Linked DNA regions of Homo sapiens: region 1 is linked to region 2. Evidence: read pairs that join two places in POLR2A ChIA-PET (ENCODE). Cell type or tissue: endothelial cell of umbilical vein. All regions are shown on one strand. Region 1 has its middle 100 kb from the start of ANXA5. Region 2 overlaps LOC107986309 (a long non-coding RNA gene).

The links. Peaks named below come from ENCODE experiments on the same cell type or tissue, not always from the same donor. Only the 100,000 strongest peaks of a DNase experiment are listed, where the experiment ranks them.
Region 1: POLR2A ChIA-PET joins it to region 2 with 8 read pairs; 3 of 35 experiments call an interaction of 5 or more read pairs at or near these places.

What each region holds. Positions count from the first base shown.
Region 1 is chr4:121,591,936-121,596,935 of GRCh38, forward strand. No RefSeq gene overlaps it. Among named protein-coding and RNA genes, the nearest start is that of ANXA5, 100 kb to the right of the region's middle. In endothelial cell of umbilical vein, no CTCF peak of the experiment used is centred here; a DNase peak (open chromatin) is centred at 3,086.
Region 2 is chr4:121,440,212-121,445,211 of GRCh38, forward strand. The region is part of intron 1 of LOC107986309 (a long non-coding RNA gene); the gene reads left to right. Among named protein-coding and RNA genes, the nearest start is that of QRFPR, 62 kb to the left of the region's middle. In endothelial cell of umbilical vein, no CTCF peak of the experiment used is centred here; no DNase peak of the experiment used is centred here.

The DNA.
Region 1 (5,000 bases), 150 kb after region 2:
AAAAAGTGGGCAAAGGATATGAACAGACACTTCTCAAAAGAAGACATTTATGTAGCCAACAGACACGTGAAAAAATGCTCCTCATCACTGGTCATCAGAGAAATGCAAATCAAAACCACAATGAGATACCATCTCACACCAGTTAGAATGGCAATCATTAAAAAGTCAGGAAACAACAGATGCTGGAGAGGATGTGGAGAAATAGGAACAATTTTATACTGTTGGCGGGAGTGTAAACTAGTTCAACCATTGTGGAAGACAGTGTAGTGATTCCTCAAGGATCTAGAATTAGAAATACCATTTGACCCAGCCATCCCATTACTGGGTATACACCCAAAGGATTATAAATCATGCTACTATAAAGACACATGCACACGTATGTTTATTGCAGCACTATTCACAATAGCAAAGACTTGGAACCAACCCAAATATCCATCGATGATAGACTGGATTAAGAAAATGTGGCACATATATACCATGGAATACTATGCAGCCATGAAAAATGATGAGTTCATGTCCTTTGCAGTAACATGGATGAAGCTGGAAACCATCATTCTCAGCAAACTATCACAAGGACAGAAAACCAAACACCACATGTTCTCACTCATAGGTGGGAACTGAACAATGAGAATACTTGGACACAGGGAGGAGAACATCACACCCCAGGGCCTGTCGTGGGGTGGGAGGCAGAGGGAGGGATAGCATTAGGAGAAATACTTAATGTAAATGATGAGTTAATCGGTGCAGCAAACCAACATGGCACATGTATACATCTGTAACAAACCTGCACATTGTGCACATGTACCCTAGAACTTAAAGTATAATTAAAAAAAAAAAAAAAGAAAAAGCTCTGTAAACCTGAGGCTGATTTTTATTGTGAAAATTTTGTATTTTGATTAAATTATTTACTTTTAGTTGCTTAGGAAAAGCAAAGTGTTAAAATTTAAGAAAAACTTTGAGACAAAATAACCCTGGCTCTTATCTGTAACCTACTTTAGCACCCTGGACAAATCATTTTACCTTGCTAGCTCTATCTTTTTTAACCGTAAATGGGTTAGTTAAATCTCAGGTTTCTATAAAATTGTATGAAGATGAAATTTCAAAACGTTATATGAAAAAGACATTTGAATTCAACTCTGTCAAAGAACTTACACTCAGAATACATAAATCTTAAAAAAGAAATGAAGAAAAACAATCCAATTTTTAAAAACTGGGCCAAAGGCTCAAAAAGGGACTTTTAAAAAATACAGCATCCAAATAACAAATAAGCATATGAAAAGATGTCCAACAACTTTGGTTACAGAAATGAAGCCAAAATGTGATAACACTAAAATTTATCAGGATGCCTTTTCAAAATTACCATATGTTAGTAAAGTTGTGGAACAGCCAAAACTCACACTGCTAATGGAAATGTACAGCAGTGCAGCCACTTTTTAAAACTCTTTGGCAGTATCTGCTAAAGTTGGATGTATATAGGCCTTACAATCCAGCAATTCCACTCTTAGATATATCCCCAACAAAATGAGTGCATATGTGCACCAAACAACATAAAATAATGTTAGAAGCAGTTTTATCTATAAGAAGCAAAAACTAGAAACAATCCAAATGTCTATCAGCAGTAGGATGAATAAATTAATTGTAGTATGTTATGCAATAGAATGTGTACAGTAATGAAAAAGACTGAATTATTGCTATATTCAACAATGTGAACGGGTCTCAGAGATGCTAATGGTACGCAAAAGAAGACTGACACAAAAGAATATGCACTGTACGATTTCATTTATTTGAAGTTCAAAAACAAGCAAAACTAATTTTTGGTGCTAGAAGTCAGAATGGTGGGTTACCTGTGGGAGCACAATACTGACTGGGAGGCTGGAGATGTTCTAAATTTTGATCTGGATTGTAGTTATATGGGTATATTTGTTTATAAAAATGCATCAAGCTTTATTATAATGTCTAGTGTCAATAAAAAGCATATTTACTTGTAAAATTTTATTAAACTTTACATATTGCATGACTCATCAATTTTAAAATTTATCCTCCAAATTTTTATGAGTGAAGAAAGATATACCTGAAGTTTAGTAACTCTTTCAAATATTATTTGTTGGGTTTCATTCAAAAAATAATATTTTTAGCTATTGTTTTAGCAATATATATGGATAGAGATGTCTAAGTAATATTCACAAATTATTCACCAAACATTAATTATTTTTTCCAGAGGGCAATAGTTGACTTTTGACATGGACTTTTCTATATTGTTTGAATTATTAATGATGGCATATGTCATTTTTATAAAAATTATAGGGCCATTTTTCTTCAAGAAAAATGAATAAATAAAGCTATCTGGGTAACATGTCTGACCACTATCCCTGTCAAGGATAATTGAGTGGGTTTGTATAATTCAATAATTGTAATTAAATCCATAGCCATGATCATTCTGAAACGCCTGCATCCTCTTTCTCCCTTTCTGTTCACCAGCTGCAGTGCTGCTAATGGCTGAGGGCATCACTGAGATGTTCTGTAACTCACTGCAGGCGAGATGCCGCTTCAGTATCCCATACCTTTGGCTGCTCTTCGTCTACTATACCTCCTCACACTTCTCCCAGTCACCTTTCCAGCAGCTGTGATTCCAGCTGATTTTGGCCACCCACATTGATCTGGACAGGATGCCTCTCAGGTAGGTTTCAATATAGATGTCCCTTTTCCACCTCTAGCCAACCTGAACCCAGGAAGACTGTGGGCAGCCTGAGTACATGACGTTTTTCTCACAACCGAGGGTTGTTGACTCCCAAGTGGTAGATATTTGTCAAGGCTGATGCTATTACTTTTGGTTACATGGTATTCGATCAGGCTTCCTATTGGAGGGAAGGAATCTTTATTTGAAGATCTTGATGGATGATAGGTTGTCCCCTTTCACCAGGAAAGCCAGAAAGGTCCCTGGCAGCTATTGGAATAGCATGTGGCCTCAACTCTCCCAGTAGGAACTTCCACACAATACTTGGAATCCTGAGGGGATGATGTTAACATACAGGAGTATCCTGTTATTCATTCATAAGAGGATTGCGAAATTGAGTGTCCATGGAAATGGTGGCAAGTATCCAGTAGCAACAGCAGTGACATTCTACCAGACTTTCCTGAGACATGAATCTGGTCATATTCTCAGCTACACAGACTTCCTTAGCTCTTGACTATTTCCTAAACTTGATTCATAAGCTATTCAACATTTTTCCAACAAATATCTTTTCTCCCAAGCTATCCAGATGTGGTTTCTGTTGCATGCAACTAGGAACCCTGATCCCCTCCTACTACCTTTTTATTTATTTCTGTCCAGTTGGAACCTGGAGAAAACTAACACTACCTCTCTATAAACCTACTTTACTGAAGGAAGAAAATTCCATTCATTCCCATCTCTCCACATCACCTTCCGCTTCTCTGGGATTTCCATCACTCCGAGAGCATTCCACATAAACTGGACCTGTTTAGTTGATCCTTTCCCCTTGGAAGCCTTTACTCTCTTTACAAAAAAAAAAAAAAAAAATCTGTTTAAAGAGAAAAAGTCAGCCTACTTTTTTCCAAACTCCTTTGGGACTTTGTAAAAGGTGAAATGGGTAAGCATGTTGGTATCTGGAAAGAATTTTTAAAGATCCTTCTCTACATTCCACTGTTTTATCAATAGTCAAGTATTCTATTTCATGACTATTGTGTATTAGGTATATCTATACTTGATTTTACAAATTCATAATTGTGAAGGTAAAATCAATCAATATCACAACATCCAAAAGCCATCAACACTTTCGCATTAGTTTCTCACTCCTGAGCTGCTTTCAAGAAATGATTTAGATAAAGAGGACCAAATGAAACAGGCTGGAAATTCAGAAAGAATTATATTCCCATCTCTGTGACTGTGCTTCCTTCATCAAAGGATATAGTAGAATGGATATTTGTTATACGTTGAGGCTGCATAGCAACTGTGCACATCTTTACAGTGTATGGGAACTTGTTGCCATAAAAAGCCTCACCTCCCCAAGGTAAAAGCCAGCAGGACCTTTCCCTGGTCCCTAGCAGACAGGACTCAGACAGGGAATGAGCATCTTGCCCATCACCTGGTCAAGGCAAAAGTAACAGGAAGATGAAGAAGCTGTGTAAAATTCACTCCTGCAAGGGAATATGATGTGACAGACATTCATTTGTTTTGAGGAGGCCCAATGGCAATACCCAAAGCCAGCCCTGGGTAATAGTGAACTGCCATATCTGAGTCCCAGCAGCAGAGCATGGTTTGAGCCATCTTCTGGTGGTCCAAACCTGCCAGAGATTTCTGCAAACCACACGACTCATGCTAATACATTTATATTCTGCTATAACTAGTAAAAGAAGGTCCTTTTGACAATGGATAACCCTGATTGATAGTGGAGAAAATGCTTACCCAAGGAATTTATTTTATTTTCTTTCCTATAACACAAAGAAACCTACCTCGATATGAAATAAATACCCTTTCAAATCCTGGTGTATAAAGTATACTCATTATTAATAGTCCTGCCTACATAAAATACCTCAAAACCACAAATAAATATTATTTATTATGGTGATAAATAACCATCTCTCAGATTGCAGGGAGCTTTAAAAACACTGAATCTCACAGGATGCTGTTCACATTCATCTGCAAGGAAGAGAACTAGTACCATTGTTTAGTCTGAATTGAACCATACAAACAATATTATGTGTTTGTGTGATATATTGTGCCAGCACAGTTTAATAAATCTTATTCAATAACTTTTGCACCACATCAACCTTATAGAGAATAACATTTTTTTTTTTTTTTTTGAGATGGAGTCTCCTCAGCCGCCCAGGTTGGAGTGCAGTGGCGTGATCTCAGCTCACTGCAACCACTGTCTCCCGGGTTCAATAGATTCTCCCAACTCAGCCTCCCGAGTAGCTGGGATTACAGGCACCTGCCATCATGCCTGGCTAATTAGAGAATAACTTTTTACAGGACTTAGCAT
Region 2 (5,000 bases):
CTCTCAGGAATTTACCTCTAACTGTACAAATGTGATTCAAAGAATCTTGCCTGAGTCACCAGTTTTCTATCTGCTTATAGATATCCAATACAGATTGTACAGAATGTAAGGGTCCAAAGGGGAAATAAAGTCCAGTATTTTCATTAATGATATCAAAATATTTCATATTTTGCCATAGAAAAATACAGAAAATAGAAAACACATTTTTTTTCCTTATGAGACAAAGAACAAAATGTACAAATAGAAGATAAAATTTGAAAATTACGATTTTATCTAGCTTAAATTTGGAAACCTTCAGCTGGGAGCATCTACTAGACCCTACACAGGAATTTGACCACAACTTTGCTTTAAATGATGTATTAATTTTAAATTGAACTATTTTTTAAAAACCTCTTTGGTAAATGAATCTCATTCCTAAAAGATTTATTCATCAAAGCTCCATTGTATTTCCAGTGTTCTTGGAGCTGTGGGAAATATTACAAGAGCAATCAGAAATTAAATTCAATTGTTTCTTCTGCTTAGTGGGGAGAATTTAACTACTGTGTCTACATAATTTCTTATTTTCTCATGTAGGAGACCCAGGCTTGATAATATTCTGATTAATGGTTCAGTATATTTGAGAATCCAAAGACAAAATACTAAAACGAAGTCAATCAAAACCCCCTTTCCCTGAATTTTTGCAGGAACAATTAATCTCAATTGAGACTAAAAGCCAAAGGGGAATAGCTAGCACATTATTAGTTCAGTTTTATATACTTTGATGAAAAGCTCATTATTTTCTTCTGATTAATTAGTATGCATCACTCAAAGATGTGAAAAATATTTAAAAAGTTAAAGTGAAGATATTTTTAAAGAAACCTTTTGTTCCTCAGTTTAGTTTATTTGTTACACTAAAAACAGCAATAATTTTTGCTTTCCATTTGTTTGTTAAATTTTCCTCCATCCCTTTATTTTGAGCCTATGTGTGTCTTTGCACGTGAGATGGGTCTCCTAAATACAGCACACCGATGGGTCTTGACCCTTTATCCAATTTGCCATTCTGTGTCTTTTAATTGGGGCATTTAGCCTATTTACATTACAGGTTAATATTGTTATGTGTGAATTTGATCCTGTCATTATGATGCTAGATGGTTGTTGATGCAGTTTCTTCATAGTGTCAATGTTCTTTACAATTTGGTATGTTTTTGCAGTGGCTGGTACCGGTTGTTCCTTTCCATTTTTACTGCTTCCTTCAGGAGCTCTTGTAAGGCAGGCCTGGTGGTAACAAAATCCCTCAGCATTTGCTTGTCTGTAAAGGATTTTATTTCTCCTTTGCTTATAAAGCTTAGTTTGGATGCATATGAGATTCTGGCTTGAAAATTCTTTAAGAATGTTGAATATTGGCCCCCACTCTCTTCTGGCTTGTAGGGTTTCTGCAGAGAGATCTGCTGTTAGTCTGATGGGCTTCCCTTTGTGGTTTCATTCTCCTCGTCACATTCAGGTACACCAATCAAATGTAGATTTGGTCTTTTCACATAGTCCCATATTTCTTGGAGGCTTTGTTCCTTTTTATTCTTTTTTCTCTAATTTTCTCTTCTCTCTTTATTTCATTAAGTTGATATTCAATCACTGATATCCTTTCTTCTGCTTGATTGATTTGGCTATTAAAACTTGTGTATGCTTCACAAAGTTCTCTTGCTGTGTCTTTCTGCTCCACCAGGTCATTTATGTTCTTTTCTACACTGGTTATTCTAGTTAGCAATTCATCTAACATTTTTTCAAGGTTCTTAGCTTCCTTGCATTGGGTTAGAACATGTTCCTTTAGCTCGGAGGAGATTGTTATTACCCATCTTCTGAAGCCTTCTTCTGACAATTCGTCAAACTCATTCTCCATCTTCAAACTCATTGCTGGTGAGGAGTTGTGATCCTTTCCAGGAGAAGAGGCATTCTGGTTTTTGGAATTTTCAGCCTTTTTGTGCTGCTTTCTCCTCATCTTCATGGATTTGTCTATCTTTGGTCTTTGATGTTAGTGACCTTCAGACAGGGTCTTTGAATCGACGTGCTATTCCTTTCTGTTTGTTAGTTTTCCTTCTGACAGTCAGGCCCTCTGCTGCCAGTCTGCTGGAGTTTGCTGGAGCTCCACTCCCAACCCTGTTTGCCTGGGTATCACCAGCGGAGGCTGCAGAACAGCAAAGGTTGCTGCCTGATCTTTCCTCTGGAAGCAGGAGTTGCAGTCCTAATCTCTGATAAAACAGACTTAAAATATCAACAAAGAATAAAACAGACTTTGTATCAACAAAGATCAAAAGAGACAAAGAAAGGCATTACATAATGGTAAAGGGATCAATGCAGAAAGAAGGGCTAACTATCTTAAACGTATATGCACCCAATACAGAAGCACCCAGATTCATAAAGCAAGTTCGTAGAGACCTACAAAGAGATTTAGTCTTCCACACAATAATAATGGGAGACTTTAACACCCCACTGTCAATATTAGACAGATAAATGAGGCAGAAAATTAACAAGGATATTCAGGATTTGAACTCAGCTCTGGACCAAGCAGACCTAATAGACATCTACATAACTCTCCACCCCAAATCAACAGAATATACATTCTTCTCAGCACCACATCATACTTATTCTAAAATTGACCACATAATTGGAAGTAAAACACTCCTCAGCAAATGCAAAAGAATGGAAATCATAACAAACACTCTCTCAGATCACAGTGCAATCAAATTAGAACTCAGGCTTAAGAAACTCACTCAAAACCACACAACTACATGGAAACTGAACAACCTGCTCCTGAATATTACTGGGTAAATAATGAAATGAAGACAGAAATAAAGATGTTCTTTGAAACCAATGAGAACAAAGACACAATGTACCAGAATCTCTGGGACACAATTAAAGCAGTGTTCAGAGGGAAATTTATAGCACTAAATGCCCACAAGAGAAAGCAGGAAAGATCTAAAATTGACACCCTAAAGTCAAAATTTAAAAAACTAGAGAAGCAACAGCAAACAAATTCAAAATCTAGCAGAAGACAAGAAATAACTAATGTCAGAGCAGAACTGAAGGAGATAGAGACATGAAAAGCCCTTCAAAAAATTAATGAATCCAGAAGCTGGTTTTTTGAAAAGATCAGCAAAATAGACCACTAGCCAGACTAATAAATAAAAAAGAGAGAAGAATCAAATAGATGCAATAAAAATGATATAGGGGATATCACCACTGATCCCACATAAATACAAACTACCATCAGAGAATACTATAAACACCTCTATGCGAATAAACTAGAAAATCTAGAAGAAATGGATAAATTCCTGGACACATACACCCTCCCAAGTCTAAACCAGGAAGAAGTCCCTGAATAAACCAATAACAAGTTGTGAAATTGAGGCAGTAATTAATAGCCTACCAACCAAAAAAAGTCCAGGACCAGACAGATTCACAGCCGAATTCTACCAGATGTACAAAGAGGAGCTGGTACCATTCCTTCTGAAACTATTCCAAACAATAGAAAAACAGGGAATCCTCCCTAACTCATTTTATGAAGCCAGAATCATCCTGATACAAAAACCTGGCAGAGACAAAACAAGAAAAGAAAATTTCAGGCCAATATCCCTGATGAACATCAATGTGAAAATCCTCAGTAAAATACCAGCAAACCGAGTCTAACAGCACATCAAAAAGCTTATCAACCACGATCAAGTCAGCTTCATCCCTGGGATGCATGGCTGGTTAAACATATGCAAATCAATAAACGTAATCCATCACATAAACACAACCAATGACAAAAGCCGCATGATTATCTCAACAGATGCAGAAAAGGCCTTTGATAAAATTCAACACCCCTTCATGCTAAAAACTCTCAATAAATTAGGTATCAATGGAATATATCTCAAAATAATCAGAGCTATTTATGACAAACCCACAGCCAATATCATACTGAATGGGCAAAAACTGGAAGCATTCCCTTTGAAAACTGGCACAAGACAAGGATGCCCTCTCTCACTACTCCTATTCGACATAGTATTGGAAGTTCCAGCCAGGACAATCAGTCAAGAGAAAGAAATAGAGAATTCAGATAGGAAGAGTGGAAGTCAAATAGTCTGTTTGCAGATGACATGACTGTATATTTTGAAAACCCCATCATCTCAGCCCAAAAACTCCTGAAGCTGATAAGCAACTTCAGCAAAGCCTCAGGATACAAAATCAATGTGCAAAAATCACAAGCATTTTTATACACCAATAATAGACAGATAGCCAAATCACAAGTGAACTCCCATTCACAATTGCTACTAAGAGAATAAAATACCTAAGAATCCAACCTACAAGGGATGTGAAGGACCTCTTCAAGGAGAACTACAAACCACTGCTCAAAGAAATAAGAGAGGACACAAACAAATGGAAAAATGTTCCATGCTCATGGATAGGAAGAATCAATATTGTGAAAATGGCCATACTGCCCAAAGTAATTTATAGATTCAATGCTATCCCCATCAAGCTACCACTGACTTTCTTCACAGAATTAGAAAAAACTACTTTAAACTTCATATGGAACCAAAAAAGGGCCCACATAGCCAAGACATTTCTGGGCAATAAGAATAAAGCTAGAGGCATCATGCTACCAGACTTCAAACTATACTACAAAGCTACAGTAACCAAAACACCATGGTACTGGTACCAAAACAGATATATAGACAAATGGAACAGAACAGAGGCCTCAGAAATAACACCACACATCTACAACAATCTGATCTTTGACAAACCTGACACAAATAAGCAATGGGGAAAAGATTCACTATTTAATAAATAGTGTTGGAAAAACTGGCTAGCCATATGCAGAAAACTGAAACTGGACTCCTTCCTTACACCTTATTAAAAAATCAACTCAAGATGTATTAAAGACTTAAACGTAAGGCCTAGGACCATAAAAATCCTAGAAGAAAACCTGGGCAATACTATTCAGGACATAGGCATGGGCAAAGACTTCATGTCTAAAACACCAAAAGCAA